Regions from separate parts of the Homo sapiens genome. Here region 2 is linked to region 1. Evidence: read pairs that join two places in POLR2A ChIA-PET (ENCODE). Cell type or tissue: Panc1. All regions are shown on one strand. Links, peaks and the distances in the headings refer to the core of each region. The heading gives the core; the rest is flanking DNA.

Region 1 (5,569 bases), core at 570-5,569:
ATAGGACTACAGATGGTATGATTGTGTTATGTGAAATTCCAGAAAAGACTATGCCATAGTGACAGAAAGCAGATCAGTGGTTTCTGGAGAATAGAGGTTGTGGGGAGGGAATTGACTGCAAAGGGGTGTGAATGAACTCACTGGAGTAACAGGAAATGATCTGTATCATGATTGTGTTATACCGCTGTATACTTTTGCGAACACTTATCTAATGTTACACAAAGAATTAGTGAATTTTATATGTAAATTGTACCTCAGTAAAGCTAATTGATTAAAATGGACAAAAGATAAACATGCACTTCACTAAAGAAGATATATATGAATGGGCTGGGATCACATAAAAAGATGTTCAACATTACTAGTCATCATGGAAATGCTAATTAAAACTACAGTGAGACACACACTACAACCCACTAGAATGGCTGTATATCAAGCAATGAGTAAGGAAGAGGAGCAGCTTGTATACTGCTAATGGGAACAGGCAATGCTACAATCACTTTGGAAATGACTTCGGCAAAGTTAAACATATACTTACCATTTGACCCAACCATTCTGCTCCTTGGTGTTGCTGAGGATATTTGTAAAAAAATTATTGAACTTTTCTTGTAAACCAGTGGTGGTATTCTATGTAATCTATTCCCCAATAAAGAGGTTTTATAGATCAAAATTTTAAAAATTCTGAATGACCTGGGAGAAAAGTCAATATATAGTGAAAAAGAAAACGTATATCAGTCTTTTCTTTCCTCTCTGTTTTTTTGTTTTTTTTTTTTTTTGAGATGGAGTCTTGTTCTGTCGCCCAGGCTGTAGTGCAGTGGCGCGATCTCGACTCACTGCAACCTCCACCTCCCGGGTTCAAGCAATTCTGCTGCCTCGGCCTCCCAAGTAGCTGGGACTATAGGCGCCCGCCACCATGCCCAGCTAATTTTTGTATTTTTAGTAGAGACAGGGTTTCACCATATTGTCCAGGCTGGTCTCAAACTCCTGACTTTGTGATCCGCCCGCCTTGGCCTCCCAAAGTGCTGGGATTACAGGCTTGAGCCACCACGCCCGGCCACATCACTCTTTTCATCCAGCACTTGTACTTTTAGGAATTTTTTCCTGAAGAGATCATTGGACAAGATTGTTGATAAAAGCAAAAATTTGGAAATAACCTAAAAGCCCATCAATGATACAGTGATTTTAAAAGCTATAGTACATCTATACAATAGAATCCCATTTCACTTTTTTTTTGAGACAGAGTCTTGCTTCGTTGCCCAGGCTGGAGTGCACAGTCTTGGCTCGCTGCAACCTCTGCCTCCTGGGTTCAAGTGATTCTTCCGCCTCAGCCTCCCGAGTAGGTGGGATTACAGGCAACCGCCATCATGCCCAGCTAATTTTTGTATTTTTGTGGAGACGGGGTTTCACCATGTTGGATGATGGTCTTGAACTCCTGACCTCAGGTGATCCACCTGCCTCAGCCTCCCAAAGTGCTGGGATTATAGACATGAGCCACTGTGCCCGGCCCCATTTCACCTTTAAAAAATGATGCAGTATTCTCTACCCAGTAGTTCTAATCCTAGGTATATATTGAGTAGAAGTGGTACATATGTTCACCAAAAGACACGTACAAGAACATTACTAGCACTATTCAAAATAGGAACAAACTGAAAACTAAAGTGCCTCTTAAGAGTAAAATGGATAATTTGTACGTTACTCGTGTGTCGTACTATATACAGCATTGAGAATGAAAGATCTACAGCTGTGTACACTAATGTGAATGAATCTCATACCTGTAAGTGAAAGAGGCAAAGCACAATAGGGTGTATTTGTTATAAGTCTGTTTACGTAAAGTTAAAAAACAGACAATACTAATCTATAGTGTTACAAGGTAGAAGATTGATTTCCTTCGGAGGATAGTGGCTAGAATAGGGCCAAACTAAGGGTCTCTGGGGGACCAATAATGTTTTCTATCTTGAGCTGGGTGCTATTTACTCAGGTTTATTCAGTTTGTGAAAGTCCATTGAGCTGCACAGCTAACATTTGTGCACTTATCTTTATGAAAATCATACTTCAAGAAAAAAAAGTCAAATGAATAAAAACCCAAAATTTAAAAGAAGCGAGAACTGTCACCAAAACTTTAAGTGTTGGTGCCTTTGTGGGGTAAGTTTGGGGGCAACATTACTTTGTTTATGGTACTCCAAATAATTTAAATTCTCTACATAAGTAAATATTATCTTTATGCTCAGAAAAAAAATTATTTTGGAAAAATTATAGACAAATATGAGTTAATATTTTCACAAGCTCTTCCTTTATTACATCAGTATTGTTCTCTGATTTTTTTCCACTTAATTTTTTTTTTTTGACACAGAGTTTTGCTCTTGTCCCCCAGGCTGGAGTGCAGTGGCAGGATCTCCCAACCTCCACCTCCCGGGCTCAAGCAATTCTCTGGCCTCAGCCTCCTGAGTATCTGGGATTACAGGTGTGCACCATCACACCTGGCTATTTTTTTGTATTTTTAGTAGAGACAGGGTTTCACCATGTTGGACAGGCTGATCTCGAACTCCTGACCTCAAGTGATCTCCCCACCTTGGCCTCCCAAAGTGCTGGGATTACAGGCGTGAACCACCACGCCCGGCCTCCACTGAATTTTTAAATACTTAATTTTTAAATAGGCCAGGTGCAGTGGCTCACACCTGTAATCTCAGCACTTTGGGAGGCCAGAGGTGGGAGGAACACTCGATCCCAGGTATTCAAGACCAGACCAGGCAACATAGTGGAACTCTTTCTTCATAAAAAAATAAAAGAATTAGCCAGGTGTGGTGGCATGTGCCTGTAGTCTTAGCTGCTTGGGCAGCGGAGGCAGAGGCTCACTTGAGTCCAAGAGTTTGAAGCTGCAGTGAGCTGATATCCTGTGACTTCGTTACAGCCTGGGAGACAGAGTGAGACCTTGTCTCAAAAAAAAAATTTTTTTTAATTAAAAAAAATTTTTAAATAGATTGTCTTCTGGTAGACCAAAACACCAAAAGAAAAAGAGCATACATTGGAAAATATCTCTCCTATCTCTGTCCCTCAGTTTTGAAAAATTATATGTTCTTAAAGTTAGGAACCGTACTTAAAATATCTTTTTTTTTTCTTTTTTTTGAGATGGAGCCTCACTCTTGTTACCCAGGTAGGAGTGCAGTGGCGCAATCTCAGCTCACTGCAGCCTCCCATCTCCTGGGTTCAAGTGATTCTCCTGCCTCATCTTCCCTAGTAGCTGAGATTATAGGTGTGTACCACCACGCCCGGCTAATTTTTTTGTATTTTTAGTAGAGACGGGGTTTCACCACGTTGGTCAGGCTGGCCTGGAACTCCTGACTTCAAATGATCCACCTGCCTTGGTTTCCCAAAGTGCTAGGATTACAGGCTGTGCTCAGCCCCCAACCACCTTTTTTTTTTTTTTTTGAGACAAAGTCTCACTGTGTCATCCAAGCTGGAGTGCAGTGGCACAATCATGGCTTGGCTCACTGCAGCCTTGACCTCCCAGGGTTAAGTGATCCTCCTCCCTCTGCCTCCAATATAGCTGGGATTACGGGTGCATGCCACCATGCCCATTTAATTTTAAAATTTTTTGCAGAGATGGAGTCTTACTGTGTTGCCAAGGCTGGTCTTGAACTCCTGGGTTCAAGGGATCTGTTTGCCTTGGCCTCTCAAAATGCTAGGATTGCAGGTGCAAGCCACTGCACCAGCCATCCTTTTTTTTTTTTTTTTTTTTTTTGGAGACAATCTTCCTCTCTCGCCCAGGCTAGAGTGCAGTGACGGAATCTTGGCTCACTGCAACCTCTGCCTTTTGGGCTCAGGTGATCCTCCCACCTTAGCCTCCCAAGTAGCTGGGATTACAAAAAAACGTGGTTTTTGGTTTTTGGTTTGTTTTTTTTTTTTTTTTTTGTATTTTTAGTAGAGATAGGGTTTTGCCATGTTGGCCAGCATAAAATATCTTTTTAATGTCAGGCTTTTATAACTTTCTAAGAGGATGTTTTAAATGAAATTGTCTTACATCCTGTATTGTACTTTTAACTATTTCAGCTCATTTTAGATGATTTTCAGGTAGTTTGTTCATAAGGCTACAATATCCAGAATAAATTCTATATTCCACAGTTGTGGCTCTTTTGTCTGATGTCCATCAGGAGAATCCAGTGCCCATATTGACCTTGTTAAGAAAACATCACAAGGAAATGGCCACTTTGTCAATCCTGAGATTTAACTTCAGGTACCACTCTTGTCTGTGCTGCTATCTTACACTGGGAGACTGTGACATACTGTCTCACTCTTAATGTCTTTACTAGTCAATGATGAATCTGGTCGAGATTCTGAAGTCAGTGCCAGGGAGCACATGAGTTCCAGCAGCTCCCTCCAGTCCCGGGAGGAGAAGCAAGAGCCTGTTGTGGTAAGGCCCTATCCACAGGTGCAGATGTTGTCGACACACCATGCTGTCGCATCAGCCACACCTGTTGCAGTGACAGCCCCGCCAGCACACCTGACGCCAGCAGTGCCACTTTCATTTTCGGAGGGACTTATGAAGGTAATGGAGAGGGTTAAAACTTCACACTGAACCAGAGCTCGAGACTGGCTAATGTTTGTAACAATTTGTATAAAATCTTAGGCTGTATCTTAGGATCACATTTCATTTTTTCTTTATGACATATGAGTTCAGCTCCTTTCTGTAACTCAGCCCTGATTTTCTGCAGTGCCTTGTCTTGTGCTGCTGGGCAGTTGGCATCATAGGATCTTTGCTGTTATCCATTTTGATACTGATATTATTCAACTTATGGGCATGTTAAGTTAGATACAATCTTGAAGGGACCCTCTTTTTTTTTTAAGCCAGTCAGATTTAGCAGTGGGGGCTTAATGACATTAATGTTTTGTTTCTGTTTTTATTTGAGACGGAGTCTTTCTCTGTCATCCAGGCTGGAGTGCAGTGGTGCGATCTTGGCTCACTGCAACTTCCACCTCCAAGGTTCAAGCGGTTCTGCAGCCTCAGCCTCCCAAGTAGCTGGTATTACAGGCGCACGTCACTACGCCTGGCTAATTTTTGTATTTTTAGTAGAGATGGCGTTTCACCATGTCGGCCAGGCTGGTCTCAAACTCCTGGCCTCAAGTGGTCTGCCCGCCTTAGCTTCCCAGATTGCTGGGATTACAGGCGTGAGCCACTGTGCCCAGCTGACAGTAATGTTATAAGTTCAGATAACCCAGTACCATGGGACCAAGTGGAGTGGCACTCTTCTTTAAGGTTTGTTTTAATAACTGGTTAATTTGGGGGTTTCTGAGAATATTGCCTGTGTATTACCTTGGGGTTGTGTTTCAGTTACTGGGAGTTTTGTTCAATCCACCCAAACTTGGGAGGCAGCATCATGTAGAAGAAAGGGTGTGGGCTGTGAGCCATACAGCTCTGGGCTTTATTCCCAGTTCTACTTCTTACTGTGTGTGTGGCTTTGAGCAAGTCAGTTAGCCTTGCTTTGTATGTTTCTTTATCTGTGAAATAGAAATGCTAGTACTTCAGTGGAAACACTGTGATGATAATAGATAAAATGTATAAAGCTTACGGCATCTT
Region 2 (16,093 bases), core at 431-5,430, 110 kb after region 1:
TTCAAAGGACAACCTGAGATTTTTTTTTTTTTTTTTTTTGAGACAGAGTTTCGCTCTTTTTGCCCAGGCTGGATTGCAATAGCACGATCTCAGCTCACTGCAACCTCTGCCTCCTGGACTCAAGCGATTCTCCTGCCTCAGCCTCCCAAGTAACTGGGATTACAGGTGCATGCCACCACACCGGCTAATTTTTTATTTTTAAATTAGTAGAGACGGGGGCGGTTCACCATGTTGGTCAGGCTGGTCTCAAACTCCTGACCTCAGGTGATCCACTCACCTCGGCCTCCCAAAGTGCTGGAATTACAGACATGAGCCACTGCACCTGGCCTTTTATTTTATTTTATTTTTTGAGAGAGGGTCTCACTGTGTCACCCAGCCTGGAATGCAGTGGTGTGACCATGGCTTCCTGCAGCCTTGACCTCCTGGGTTCAAGTGATCCTCCTCCCTTATCTTCCCAAGTAGCTGGGACTACAGGCACACCACCACCACACCCGGCTAATTTTTTGTATTTTTTGCAGAGACAGAGTTTCACCATGTTGCCCAGGCTGGTCTCAAACTCAGTGAGCTGAAGCAATCTGCCCATCTCGGCCTCCCAAAGTGCTTAGGATTACAGGCTTGAGCCACGGTGCCCAGCCATGAAAGACTAATGTTGATTTTCAAGTCTTATTTGAGAAATGCATTTTGTAGGCTATAGCTGCCACGGATAGTGATTCCTCTGATGGATCTGGGCAAAGTAAATTGAAAACCTTCTGGAAAGGATTCACCATTCTAGATGCCATTAAGGACATTTGTATTCATGGGAGAAGGTCAAAATAGCAACACTGACAGGATTTTGGAAGTAGTTGATTTTGGAAGTAGTAGAACCCTCATGGGTGACTTCGAGAGGTTCAAGACTTCAGTGGAGAAAGTAATTGCTGATGTGGTGGAAATAGCAAGAGAACTAGAATTAGAAGTGGAGCCGGAAAATGTGACTGAATTGCTGCAGTCTCATTATAAAACTGTATGGAGGGCCGGGCGCAGTGGCTCACACCTGTAATCCCAGCACTTTGGGAGGCCGAGACAGGCGGATCACTTGAGGTCAGGAGTTTGAGACCAGCCTGGCCAACATGGTAAAACCCCATCTCTACCAAAAATATAAAAAGTTAGCCAGGTGTGGCGACAGGCGCCTGTAATCCCAGCTACTCAAGAGGCTGAGGCAGGAGAATCTCTCGAGCCTGGGAGGCGGAGGTTGCAGTGAGCCGAGATCGCGCTACTGGACTCCAGCCTGGGCAACACAGTGAGACTCTGTCTCAAAAAACAACAACAACCAAAAAAAAAAAAAAAAACAAACAACCTGTGTGGATGCCGAGCGCAGTGGCTTATGCCTGTAAAGCCAGCACATTGGGAGGCCAAGGTGGGTGGATCACTTGAGCTCAGGAGTTCGAAACTAGCCTAGGTAGCATGGTGAAACCCCATCTCTACAAAAAAAATACAAAAATTAACTGGGCATGGTGGTGCACGCCTGTAGTCCCAGCTACGTGGAAGGCTGAGGTGGGAGGATCTCTTGAGCCTGGGAGGCAGAGATTGTGGTGAGCCGAGATGGCGCCACTGCACTCCAGCCTGGGTGACAGAGGGAGACCCCAGTCTCAAAAAAACAAAAAACAAACAAACAAAAACTGTATGGATGAGGAGTTGCTTCTTATGGAATAAGCAAAGAAAGAGGCTTTTTTTTTGAAGCAGGATCTTGCAGTGGTGTGACTACAGCTCCCTGCAGCCTTGACCTCTTGGGTTCAAGTGATTCTCCTGCCTTAACCTCCCAAGTAGCTGGGACTACAGGCGCACCACCATCATTCCTGGCTAATTTTTTTATTTTTCATACAGACAGGGTCTCACTATGTTGCCCAGGCTACTCTCAAACTCCTGGGCCCAAGCAATCCTCCCGTCTCAGCCTCCCAAAGTGCTGGGATAACAGGCATGAGCCACTCTGCCTGGCCAAAAGTGGCTTCTTGAGATGAAATCTACTCCCAGGGAAGATGCTGTGAACACTGTTGAAACGACAACAAAGGATTTAGAGTATGACATAAATTTAGTTGATAAAGCTGTGACGGGGTTTGAGAGGATTGACTTCAATTTTGAAACAAAGTTGTACTGTGGATAAAATGCTATCAGACAGCATTGCATGTTAGAGAGAAATCTTTCACAAAAGGAAGAGTTCATCAATGTGGCAAACATTATTGTTGTCTAATTTTAAGAAATGGCCACAGCCACCCCAGACTTCAGCAGCCACCACCCTGATCAGTCAGCAGCCGTCAACAAGGCAAGACCCCCCCCAGCAGCAAAAAGATTGGGACTCACTGAAGATTCAAATGATCATTAGCATTTTTTAGCAATAAAGTATTTTTCATTAAGGTATGTACATTGTGGTTATTAGACATAATGTTACTTCACACTTAACAGATTACAGTATAGTGAAAACAATTTTTTTTCTGAGACAAGGTGTCTCTTTGTCATCCAGGATGGAGTGCATTGGTGCAGTCACAGCTGACTGTAGCCTCAAACTCCTGGGCTCAAGCGATCTTCCTGCCTCGGCCTCCTGAGTAGCTAGGACTGTAGGTGTGGACCACCACAACTGGCTAAGTTTTTCATTTTTTGTAGAGATGGGGTCCCACTACGTTGCCTAGGCTGGTCTTGAACAACTGGCCTCAAGTGATCCTTCCACCTTGGCCTCCCAAATTGTTGGGATTACAACCGTGAGCCACCACACCCAGCCAGTATAACTTTTATACGCTCTGGGAAACCAAAAAAAAAAAAATTGCGTGACTCACTTTATTACAATATTTGCTTTCTTGTGGTCATCTGGAACAGAACCTGCAATGTCTCTGAAGTATGCCTGTACGGAGACATATAGCAGTTATTTCATACTAATAAATGAGGCTGAGTTATTGTCGTACAGCTTTTTCACTGTACAGAAATTTTTCACTGTAAAATTTCTTTATCAGGGTGTAGAGATCTACCTGGCTCTTTTTCCCAAATGTATAGTTTTCCTTTCTTTTCTTTTCTTTTCTTTTTTCTTCTTTTTTTTTTTTTTATTTTTTTTTTGAGACGGAGTCCCGCTCTGTCGCCAGGCTAGAGTGTAGTGGTGCAGTCTCGGCTCACTGCAACCTCCACCTCCCGGGTTCAAGTGATTCTCCTGCCTCAGCCTCCTCAGTAGCTGGGACTACAGGCGCCCGCTACTGTAGTAGTCTGGCTACTTTTTTGCATTTTTAGTAGAGACGGGGTTTCACCATGTTGCCCAGGATGTTCTCGATCTCTTGACCTCAGGTGATCCACCCACCTCGGCCTCTCAAAGTGCTGGGATTACAGGCGTGAGCCACAGCTCCCAGCCCAGTTTTCTTATATAAACACGTCATAGGCTGGGTGCAGTGGCTCATGCCTGTAATCCCAGCACTTTGGGAGGCCAAGGCAGGCAGATCACCTGAGGTCAGGAGTTTGAGACCAGCCTGGCCAACATGGCGAAACCCCGTCTCTACTATAAATACAAAAATTAGCTGGACATGGTGGCGCATGCCTGTAATCCCAGCTACTAGTGGGGCTAAGGCAGGAGGATCACTTGAACCTGGGAGGCAGAGGTTGCTGTGAGCCAAGATTGTGCCATTGCACTCTACCCTAGGCAACAAGAGGGAAACTCTGTCTCAAAAAACAAAACAAAACAAAACAGGTCATAGTGAAATCAGGACTCATTTTCCCTAGTGATGAAGCTCTCCCTTAAAGATAAAATCAAGTGGCAAAAATTCTTTTTTGCATCATGCACCTAGTATTGGTGATTGTGCACATGTGCATGACACTTAGAAATGATGTTGTGGGGTCCAGGCGCGGTGGCTCACGCTTGTAATCCCAGCACTTTGGGAGGCCGAGGCAGGTGGATCACAAGGTCAGGGGTTTGAGACCAGCCTGGCCAATATGGTGAAACCCCTTCTCTACTAAAAATACAAAAATTAGCCAGGCGTGGTGGCATGTAGTCCCAGCTGCTCGGGAGGCTGAGGCAGAGGAGTTGCTTGAACCCAGGAGGCAGAGGTTACAGTGAGCCGATTGTGCCACTGCACTCCAGCCTGGGCAACAGAGCAAGACTCCGTCTCAAAAAAAAAAAAAATGATGTTGTGGGCCGGGTGTGGTGGCTCACGCCTGTAATCCCAGCACTTTGGAAGGCCGAGGCGGGTGGATCACCTGAGGTCAGGAGTTCGAGACCAGCCTGACCAACATGGTGAAACCCCGTCTCTACTAAAAATACAAAAATTAGCTGGGCGTGGTGGCAGGCGCCTATAATCCCAGCTACTTGGGAGGCTGAGGCAGGAGAATCGCTTGAACCCGGGAGGCGGAGGTCGCAGTAAGCCGAGATCGCGCCATTGCACTCCAGCCTGGGGGGACAAGAGCAAGACTTCATCTCAAAAAAAAAAAAAAGAAAGAAAGAAATGATGCCGTGACAGCTCTCCAGAGGAAACTGCTGTTAACAGCTGCTATGTGTCCTTCCAGTCTTTTTTTCTTTTTCCAGGCTGTGGCGTGCAAATAGAAAAGTATACAAATACATACATACATACAGAGAAATACATCATAGTGTCTGTGTAGTCACGAAAGCAGAATCGTGGTTGGATTTTGATAGGTGTTGCCAAGTTGCCTTCCAAAAAGGCCACACCTCCAATTCCCCACTTCTCCACCCTCCCTTACATTGGCAAGTGTCAATGGTTTTAAATTTTAAAAGCCTAAGTTGGAAAAATGTTCTAATTTACACCTTCCTGGTTGCCAAGAGGATCAGTCATTTTAGTGTAGTTTATTAGCCATTAACATTACTTGTGCTATGCATTGCCTATTCATGTGATGGCCAGTTTCTCTTTTTTTTTTGTCTTATTGATTTGCAATCAATAATCTATAATCACTCTGGAAATTAACCTTTTGACTGTTAAACATGTTGCAAATATATTTCCCAGGGTAGAACTTTCTCTTCGGCTTAGTTTTCCTAACAGTTTTGCTACTTCCTTTTCATTCACCATCACGTTAGCAAACATTAACTATAATGTCATCATCTCACTTCAAGAAAAAACAAAAGAAAAACTAAGTTCCTAATTTGCTCTCATTTTTAAATACTAAGTAGGTTCTCTTATGTCTGAATATGAAACATTCATGTAAGTTAGCACTTCCTAAAAGCATTTCTTTTTTTTCTTTTTATCTTTTTTTTTTTTTTTTGAGATGGAGTCTCGCTCTGTCGCCCAGGCTGGAGTACAGTGGCGTGATCTCGGCTCACTGCAAGCTCCACCTCCCAGGTTCACGCCATTCTCCTGCCTCAGCCTCCCGAGTAACTGGGACTACAGGCGCCCGCCACCATGCCCGGCTAATGTTTTTGTATTTTTTAGTAGAGACGGGGTTTCTACATGTTAGCCAGGCTGGTCTCAATCTCCTGACCTCATGATCTGCCCGCCTCGGCCGCCCAAAGTGCTGGGATTACAAGGGTGAGCCACCGCGCCCGGCCCATTTTCTTTTCTTTTCTTTTCTTTTTTTTCTTTCCTATGAAAGGATTTCACTCTGTTGCCTAGGCTGGAGACCCGCAGTGCAATCACAGCTCACTGCAACCTCAACCTCCTGGGCTAAGTGATCCTCACACCTCAGCCTCTAGAATAGCTGGGACCACAGGTGTGCACCACCACACCTGGCTATTTTTATTTTTTGTAGAGGCAGGATCTTGGTGTGTTGCTCAGGCTGGTTTCAAACTCCCAAGCTCAAGTGATCCTCCCACCTTGGTCTCCCAAAGGCATGAGGCACTGTGCCCGGTCCTAAGACCGTTCATTCTTGGTCTCTAATGTATGTATTCTACGAGTGTATTATATTGACCTGATATACCTCGCAAACTATGATGTGTGGCCTCTTAATCTTGCAGAACCACAGTGACATGAGAGGGACAGGGGCTCCTCGGCACCTCTGGTGGCTAAACATTGGAAATTGTTGAAGAAACATATGGAAACTGCCTGCCATTATGTCTGCCTTCTAGCAGGACCTGAGCAAGTGACGGCTGTTATGCATGTTAATGTACATTTGATGTTGTATTTCCATGGGAACTTAGTTGTATGACTTTACCTCCTAAAATTCACAGGACAACTCAGTGGCATCTGAATCTGCACATACATCATTTCCTGCTGACATGCATATACACAATGGAGTACTATTCAGCCATAAAAAAGAATGAGATCCCGTGATTTGCAACAACATGGATGGAACTGGAGGTCATTGTGTTAATTAGAATAATCCAGGCATAGAAAGACAAACTGCATGTTCTCACTTATTTGTGTAAGCTAAAAATTAAAATGATTGAACTCATGGAGATAGAGAATAGAATGCCGGTTACCAGGCTGGGTGCAGTGGCTTATGCCTGTAATCCCCACACTTTGGGAAGCCAAGGTGGGCAGATTGCTTGAGCAACATGGGGGCAACATAGCAAAACCCCATCTCTACCAAAAAACAACAACAACAACAATAAGAAGTACCCAGGTGTGGTGGTGCACACCTATAGTCCCAGCTACTCAGGAGGCTGAGGTGGGAGGATAACTTGAGCCCAGGAAGTTGAGGGTGTAGTGAGCTGAGATGGTGCACTGTACTTCACCCTGGGCAACAGAGCAAGACTGTGTCTCAAAAAAAAACAAAAAAAAAAAAGAGAAAGAAATAGAAATAAAAATAAACAAATAACAAAAATAGTATAATTGGATTGTCTGTAACACAAAGAAAAGATAAATGCTTGAGGTGATGGATACCCCATTTACCCTGATGTGATCATTATGCATTATATATGTGTATCAAAATATCTTGGCTGGGCCCAGTGGCTCACGCCTGTAATCCCAGCACTTCGGGAGGCCAAGGCGGGAGGATCACCTGAGGTAAGGAGTTTGAGACCAGCCTGGCCAACACGGTGAAACCCTGTCTCTACTAAAACTACGAAAATTAGCTGGGTGTGGTGGCAGGTGCCTGTAGTCTCAGCTACTCGGGAGGCTGAGGCAGGAGAATTGCTTGAACCCAGGACGCAGAGGTTGCAGTGAGCCAAGATCGTGCCATTGCACTCCAACCTGGGCAATAAGAGTGAAACTCTGTCTCAAAAAAAAAAAAAAAAAATCTCATGTACCCCATACTATGTACCCACAAAAATTAAAAACAAAATTTCCTGCTGAGTTTCCTGAAATGTCCAGGCTGAGATGTTGGCAGTTAATAGATAAGAACAGCTTCCATAAGACATAAAATTGCCATTAGCTTAATTTTTTAAGGCCACTCAGGAAGACTGTATTTGGCACCACTGTCTTGGCACCATCGTTACCAGCAATAAGCTTAATGTGAGGACATGGCAGCTATAACTGCAAATGATTTCCTTGAAGGCAAATTGTGAACAGCATTTCTTGGAAAGTTGGCTTTCTAGAGCAACGTGGAAAGCTTCAGCTGACAAATGCAGAAGGGTCAGGAGCTGTGGAGAGCCTCTTTTTGCAGCTGCCTGCTGACCATGCCAGTCCGAGCCTGCCTGTCACCTTGGCCATCACAGTTGGAGCCACGAATGGGTCCAGTGGATGAGGCTGCCAACTGCAAGGCCATGGCACTCCCGCATCCTCACCACCGTGCTTACAGCTTGCTGAGCTGTCCTGTGTGTGCAGCTCCTCAGGTGCCCAGATGGTGGCTTCACATAGGTCATTTAATCTAACAACTCACCTGTTGGACAGTTGTGAGTCAGATGAGAAGGCTGAAGCTCAGAGCGGTTAAGTGACCTGCTTGGTCAGTGGTGGAGTGTAAATGCAAACCCCCAGTCTGTGCCCTTCTCTCCTGGCATCATTCTACTCTTCCCTATACACTGATGATTCTTTCCCTGCCCAGTGTGCTCCTTGGCACATTCATCTGGCCTTTCTTCTTCTTCTTTTTTTTTTTTTCCGAGACAGAGTCTCGCTCTGTTGCCCACGCTGCAGTGCAGTGGCGCGATCTCGGCTCACCACAACCTCCCCTCCCGGGTTCAAGCGATTCTCCTGCCTTAGCCTCTTGAGTAGCTGGGATTACAGGCATGCGCCACCATGCCTGGCTAATTTTTATATTTTTAATAGAGACAGGGTTTCACCATGTTGGTCAGGCTGGTCTTGAAACCCTGACCTCGTGATCTGCCTGCCTCAGCCTCTCAAAGTGCTGGGATTAGAAGACTTGACCCACCGCGCCTGGCCTATGTATGTATTTTTTAAGAGACAGGGTCTTGCTCTGTCATTCAGGGTGGAGTGCAGTGACACAGTCATGGCTCACTGCAGCCTCGAACTCCTAGGTTCAAATGATCCTCCCACTTCAGCCTCCTGATTAGCTGAGACTACAGGTGCACACCTCCACACCTGGCTTTTAAACAGCTTTTGTGAGGCCAGGCACGGTGGTTCACACCTGTAATCCCAGCACTTTGGGAGGCCAAGGCAGGTGGATCACCTGAGGTCAGGAGTTCGAGACCAGTCTGGCCAACATGGCGAAACCCTGTCTCCACTAAAAATACAAAAAAAAAAAAAAAATAGCCGGGCGTGGTGGTGGACGCCTGTAGTCCTAGCTACTTGGGAGGCTGAGGCATGAGAATCACTTGAACCTGGGCAGCGGAGGTTGCAGTGAGCCGAGATCGCGCCGCTGCACTCCAGCCTGGGCGATAGAGCAAGACTCTGTCTAAAAAACATAAATAAATACATTTTTAAAAAGTTTTTGTTTCTCACCATATTACCCAGGCTGGTCTGGAGCTCCTGGCTCCAGTGATTCTCCTGCTTCAGCCTCCCAAAGGGCTGGGATTACAGGTGGAGGACACCATGCCCAGCCTGGATATTGTTGACTTTGTGAGTAGTAACTACATACATAAAAGAGCACAAATCCTAAGTATACCGCCCACTGGATTTTCACCAAGTGAACACACCTGTGTAATCACACCCAGATCAAGAAACAGAACATTACCAACATTCCTGAAGCTCCCAGCCATTAGTCCCAGCTGCCAGCCCAGGGATAGCCACATACCTGGCCCTTAACACCATAGATTTGATGCACCTGGTTTTTGAACTTTATGTAAAGGTACAGTGTGTCTACCTCTTTTGTTCAACATTACGTAAAATTCATCCATATTGTGCATGTTGTTTTACACTTTTGTCTGACCGCCCTCCAGAGACAGGGTCTCCCTCTGTTGCCCAGGCTGGTCTTGAACTCCTAGGCTCAAGTGATCCTCCTGCCTCGGCTTCCCGAAGTGCTGTGATTACAGATGTGAGCCACCACACCCAGCCCATTCTCATTGCTTTTGTCCCACGTGTGAATATGCCACAAACGATCTATCCATTCCACTGTCGATGGGCATTTGGGTTATGAGAGACAGGCATTTATCCTGATGTTAAGACTGAAGAAAACTGACACCCAAAAAGATTGAGCAGTTTGGCCAAGGACCCAGAGTAACGATTTGAATCCAGCTCTTCACATCATACCACAGCATCTGCCATTACCTCCTAGATAAATTCAGAAAGTGCATGGAGCTAAATCTCTTGGCCGGGCATGGTGGCTCATGCCTGTAAGCAATCTCAGCACTTTGAGAGGCTGGGGTGGGTGGATCACTTGAGATCAGGAGTTTGAGACCAGCCTGGCCAACATGGTGAAACCCCGTCTCCACTAAAATTACCAAAAAAAAAAAAAAAAAAAAAAAAAAAAAAAAATTCGCTGAGCATGGCGGTGTGCGCCTCTAGTCCCAGCTACTCGGGAGGCTGAGGCACGAGAATCGCTTGAACCTGGGTGGCGGAGGTTGCAGTGAGCTGAGATCACACCACTGTACTCCAGCCTGGGTGACAGAGGGAGACCCTGTCTCAAACAAAACACAACACAACCAAACAAAAAACTCTCTTTACCTCTCAGATACTCAGATTAGGTGGAAAGCAGAGTAGGAGTTTCTGTTAAATTAACTCTACATGTTATATGTAGACTTCAACAATGATTTCAAGCCTCTGGATGCCATCAGGTAAATTTGTGCCCTGCTGGACTTTTGTGGAGTTGACAGCCTTCCAACATCACCACCTATTCTGGCAGCTTAGAGACAACTCAGGGCTTGGCGTACTGCAACTCTCTTCTGACACTAACCACCCACGTGATGAGCATCAGACTCCACAGCGTTAAGGACGTGGGCCCTAATAAGACTTCCGTACTGCAGACACCACCCACAAGCGGGGTCCCCAGGACATCTGCACTTCTGACGGACTGGGTACAAATCTGGGAGATGCCCAGGATCCCCATCAGGCTTGATAGTTCACTAAAATGACTCACAGAACTCAGGAAAGCACTACACATACAATGACAGTTTAATTACAAACGATACAACAAGAACAGCCACGTGGGGAGCCACGGAGGGAGAGGCGGGGACTCCTGGATGCGGAGCTTCCCAGCCCTCTCCCTGTGGAATTGGGATGCAGCGCCCTCCTGGCACACTGATGTGCTAACCAACCTGGAAGCTCCACCGAGCTTGGGGTTGCACCGTGTAGGCGTGATTGAACGATGGCCACCTGATTGCACATGCTCTACAGCCCCTCGCCTCTGCGGAGTTCCGGCTGGCTCAAACCCCAGCCCTCCAATCACACCGTTGGTCTTTCTAGGACCAGCCCCATCCTGAATCATCTGCCTTCAGCATACACTCAGGTCGTTTCAAAGGGGCCCACGAATAACAAAGACATCCTATTACTGAGAAAATTCTGAAGATTTAGAGACTCCCTCCCACAAACAAGGGATAGCAAATTGTTTTTTGTTTTTGAGACGGAGTTTCGCTCTGTTGCCAGGCTGGGGTGCAGTGGTGTGATCTCAGCTCACTGCATCCTCCGACTCCCTGGTTTGAGCAATTCTCCTGCCTCAGCATCCCGAGTAGCTGGGATTACAGGCACCCGCCACCACACCCAACCAATTTTTTTGTATTTTTAGTAGAGACGGGGTTTCACCACGTTGGCCAGGATGGTCTTGATTTCCTGACCATGTGATCCACCCGCCTCAGCCTCCCAAAGTGCTGGGATTACAGGTTTGAGTCACCGCGCCTGGCCGGCAAATTGTGTTTTATACAATGTTATGTCTCATAGGGTTTGTCCTATCATGGGACCACCCTGGTGTCATTTTTTCTAGCGGAAGTGCCTGAGCCTCACTCAGTGGGTCTGGTTATGCTTGTTGTTCTTGACGGACCTGCCTCCCCACCCAAATTCACATGTGGCATTCCCAGCCCTAGTACCCCACTGTGTGATTGTATTTGGAGACGGGGCTTTAAAGAGATAAGTAAGGTAAAATGAGATCATGTGAGCGGGTAGTCCAGTGTAGCTGGTGGCCTTGTAAGCAGGGGCGATTAGGACACAGACACCACACAGATCCAAGGGTGACTGTGTGAGGAACAGCAAGAAGGTGCCAGCTGCAAACCGAGGGCAGAGGCCTCGGGAAAAACCGACCTGCCGAGACCTTTCTCTTTTACTTCCAGTTTCAGCACAGTGAAAAAAATAAATTTCTGCTGGTTAAACCACAGTAGCAAATGAATACACCTGTCAGATCCAACATCAGTGTTTTCCTGTCAGCTTGCCTAATATTTGCCAGATGCTGTGAGCCCAGCACTGGGTGCCTATGAACACCAGCTCAGCTTGGGTTCGGGAGCGCTGCCCTCCCACGGGGCCATGAGTTGGATCACATCTCTCACGTTCCCCTGTTTTACCTCCGCTTTCACTGGGCTTTTTTGGTTTTACTTTTTTTCACTGTCCGTAGACAGCTACTCCCTCCAATTAGTTGGACTACTCCACAATTTGCTTCTTTTTTTCTTTTTTTTGAGACAGAGTCTCACTCTGTCACCCAGGCTAGAGTGCAGCAGTGCAATCTTGGCTCACTGCAACCTCCGCCTCCCGGGTTCAAGCGATTCTCCTGCCTCAGCCTCCCGAGTAGCTGGGATTACAGGCACACACTACCAGCCCGGCTAATTTTTGTATTTTTTTTAGAGATGGGGTTTCACCATGTTGTCCAGGCTGGTCTTGAACTCCTGACCTCAGGTGATCCGCCTGCCTCAGCCTCCCAAAGTGCTGGGATTACAGGCGCGGGCCACCGAGCCCGGCCCCCACAATTTATTTCTAAGTGAAAGGAGCAAGTGGGGATTGTTGCCATCACCTGCCCTTGGCTTGTGCATGCACTGTCACATCCCCTGCCTCCAACTTAACTCCAGAGTCCGGAGCCCAGAGCACCCTGCTTCTCCTTCCAGAGTGCTGCAGGCTCTGGGCTCTTCTCATTCTGGCAGGAAGACAGGTTCTCATACAGGCACAGCATTTCTTCCTAGAGCACTTCCTTTTGTTTTTAGAGACAGGGTCTCACTCTCTTACCCAGTCTGGAGTGCAGTGGCACAATCATAGCTCACTGTAGCCTCGGACTCCTGGGCTCAAGCAATCCTCCCGAGTAGCTGGGACTATAGGCGCACACCACCACGCCTGGCTAATTTTTAAATTTTTTTGGAGAGATGAGGTCTTATTATTTTTCCCAGGCTGGTCTTGAACTTCTGGTCTCAAGTGATCCTCCTGCCTTGGCCTCCCAAAGTGCTGGGATTGCGGATGTGAGCCGTCATGCCTGGCAGAGCACTTCTTTTAACTTCTTTCTTTTTAAACTATTATAAATGTATGCCCATTATAGGAATTGAGAGGACAAATAAGTCTCTTAAAACCTTATGCAGGGATAAACACTAGTAATATCTTATCATCACTCATAGCAATAGAGCTGCTATTACTTGTTATGTGTGCAGCCAACACTGTTGTGATGTTCTGTCTCCATTACCATCTGTACCCATTTTTCAGGTGCGAATACTGAGACTTATTGTGGGGAACTGACTTGCCCCAAGTCATACAACTAATAAAATTGCAGAGATGGGACTTTGATCTTGGGTCTCCACAAAGCCCTTGTTTGTGGCCATTATTCTGTTTCCTTCTGTCTCTTTAAAATATGTAAATGGCCGGGCATGGTGGCTCACACCTGTAATCCCAGCACTTTGGGAGGCCAAGGCAGCCCGAGTGCTTGAGCCCAGGAGTTCAAGACCAGCCTGGGCAACATAGTGAAACCCCATCTTTACAAAAAATTTAAAAAATAGCCAGGTGTGGTGGCGCATGCCTGTGGTCCCAGCTACTCGAGAGGCTGAGATGGGAGGATCACTTGAACCTGGGAGGCAGAGGTTGCAGTGAGCCAAGATTGGCCACTTCAGCCTGGGAGACACAGCCAGATCCTGTCTTTAAAAAAATAAATAAATAAAAATAAAGTGTATATATGCCTTTTTTCTTTTCTTTTCTTTTCTTTTTTTTTTTTTGAGAAAGTCTTGCTCTGTCACCCAGGCTGGAATGCAGTGGCGTGATCTTGGCTCACTGCAACCTCCACCTCCCAGGTTCAAGCGATTCTCCTACCTCAGCCTCTCAAGTAGCTGGGATTACAGGCGCCGGCCACCACACACAGCTAATTTTTGTATTATTAGTAGAGACGGGGTTTCACCACGTTGGCCAGGCTGCTCTTGAACTCCTGACCTCAGGTGATCCGTCCGCCTCGGCCTCCCAAAGTACTGGGATTACAGGTGTGGGCCACCGTGCCCAGCCATATATGCCTTTTTTTATAGTTGTGATAAAACTGTACATAAATTTTTTTATTCTTTCTTGACTGAAACTTACATCAAAGACACAGTTTTCCATATCATGGAATGAGTCTTTCCAGCATAATTTTTGATGGCTGAATAAAGTGATGGAGGGAACACTTGTAATATCCTTGAGGGTTTTTTATTATGTTTTTTTCTTTGGGGCTTTATTCCTCTCTCTTTTGTTAGCTGACTCCTTTTCGGTTAAGGGGAAGCTCAGCCACATAGTTTTTCTTGAACTTGAGAGATTGTTTTGGGTGTATTCTGGGGTTCCCTTCTCATCCGGTAATAGCCAAGCCAACTTGAGAAATGGCTGGCAGGCAGAGTGGGGTGCACGCCGGGTGGCATCCTGTGCTGATGTGCCAGTGTCCACCCCAGGGGCTTTCAGAGTGACACGTGTGTCATTCCTCACTATGCCAGGACATCGGGCACCAGGCAAGTCTGCCCCAGCCACAAGCCATAGGAACCATTTCTCAGGAGCCCCCAGGTGCCAGAGAGCCAGAAGCCGCACCCTTCTCCTTCCTCCACTCAGGAGGCCTGACTGTTTTTTTTTTTGAGACATAGTCTCAGTATGTCGCCCAGGCTGGAGTGCAGTGGCGCGATCTCGGCTCAGTGCAACCTCCGACTCCTGGGTTCAAGCGATTCTCCTGCCTCAGCCTCCCAAATAGCTGGGATTACAGGCACCCACCACCACACCTAGCTAATTTTTGTATTTTTAGTAGAGACGGGGTTTCACTATGTTGGCCAGGCTGGTCTTGAACTCCTAACCTTGTGATCCACCCGCCTTGGCCTCCCAAAGTGCTGGGATTGCAGGTGTGAGCCACTGCGCCCGGCCTACTGTTGGGTATTCATATTTGGAGTCCACAGAAGATTTTTTTTGAAAAGAGGATTTTGCTGCTCAGGAGTTAAAAACCCTAAATTTTTTTTATTATTATACTTTAAGTTCTAGGGTACATGTGCACAACGTGCAGGTTTGTTACATATGTATACATGTGCCATGTTGGTGTGCTGCACCCATTAACTCATCGTTTACATTAGGTATATCTCCTAATGCTATCCCTCCCCCCTACCCCCACCCCACGACAGGCCCTGGTGTGTGATGTTCCCCACCCTGTGTCCAAGTGTTCTCATGTTCAATTCCCACCTATGAGTGAGAACATGCGGTGTTTGGTTAAATACCCTAAATTTAATCCAATTCCTTTATTCTACAAATGAGGAGACTGAGACCAGAGCTGGAAAGAGTCTTATTTGAAGGCAAAGCAGCAAAGCTCGGGCACAAATCCAGGCCTCCTGACGTGAAGGCCAGAGCTGTCTGTGCCAGAGCTGAAATTTCCCAGGAGTTCTAGAAGCAAGGCTTCCAGAGAGTGACTAGCATCGGCAGGCCCTGAGGATATGTTCTAAATAGAGCACTGGGGAAATTAAATGGGAGTGCAGAATTGGAGAGTCACAAGTCTAGAATGAGGGTCTCTTCTCCGTAGCGAACAGTGGCCATTTTCATTTCCAAAGCTGTCTTGGCCATCCTGGGCTGCTTTAACAAAATCCTGCAGACTGAATGGTCAAGCAACAGGCATTCGTTTCTTGCAGTTCTGGGGGCCAGCAATCCAAGATCAGGGCACTGGCCAACTTGGCTCTGCTGAGGACCCTCTTCCTGGCTTGCTGGCAGCAGCCTTCTCCCTGTGTCGTCACAGGGCAGGACTGGGGTGGGGATATCTCCCTTCCTCTTCTTTTTTTTTTTTTTTTTTTAGGTGGAATCTCACTTTGTTGCCTAGGCTAGGCTGGAGTGCAGTGGTTCAACCTCGGCTCACTGTAACCTCCGCCTCCCCGGTTCAAGCGATTCTCCTGCCTCAGCCTCCCAAGTAGCTGGGATTACAGATGCAAGCCACCATGCCTGGCTAATTTTGTATTTTTAGTAGAGACAGGGTTTTGCCATATTGGCCAGGCTGGTCTTGAACTCCTGACCTCGTGATCCACCCACCTTGACCTCCCAAAGTGCTGGTATTACAGGCATGAGCCACTGCACCCGGCCACTCCTTCCTCTTCTTATAAGGCTACAATCCTGTCAGATTAGAGCTCCACCCTGATGGCCTCATTTAACCTTAATTACCTCCTGAAGATCCTACCTCCAGATACAGTTGCACTAGGGTCTAGGGCTTTAACCGACAGATTGTGTGGTGCTGGGAGACACAATTCAGTCCATAACAGCAGCTCATGCTTCTCAAACCTTGGTGGCTTTAGAATCCCCTGGACAGGCCGGGCGCGGTGGCTCACACCTGTAATTCCAGCACTTTGGAAGGCCAAGGCAGGTGGATCGCTTGAGCCCAGGAGCTCAAGACCAGCCTGGGTGACATAGTGAGACCCTGTGTCTATATAAAATTATGTGTGTGTGTATATATATATATATATATATATATATATATACATAATATGTTTTTGCCATGCGCGGTGGCT

The links. Peaks named below come from ENCODE experiments on the same cell type or tissue, not always from the same donor. Only the 100,000 strongest peaks of a DNase experiment are listed, where the experiment ranks them.
Region 2: POLR2A ChIA-PET joins it to region 1 with 6 read pairs; 4 of 35 experiments call an interaction of 5 or more read pairs at or near these places.

What each region holds. Positions count from the first base shown.
Region 1 is chr2:128,016,651-128,022,219 of GRCh38, reverse strand. SAP130 (Sin3A associated protein 130) reads left to right here. Exons shown (of 21, transcript NM_001330301.2): 3 at 4,305-4,540. Among named protein-coding and RNA genes, the nearest start is that of SAP130, 8.6 kb to the left of the region's middle. In Panc1, for the core only: no CTCF peak of the experiment used is centred there; no DNase peak of the experiment used is centred there.
Region 2 is chr2:127,900,745-127,916,837 of GRCh38, reverse strand. No RefSeq gene overlaps it. Among named protein-coding and RNA genes, the nearest start is that of AMMECR1L, 23 kb to the right of the region's middle. RefSeq lists an enhancer at 10,532-11,032. In Panc1, for the core only: no CTCF peak of the experiment used is centred there; a DNase peak (open chromatin) is centred at 2,797.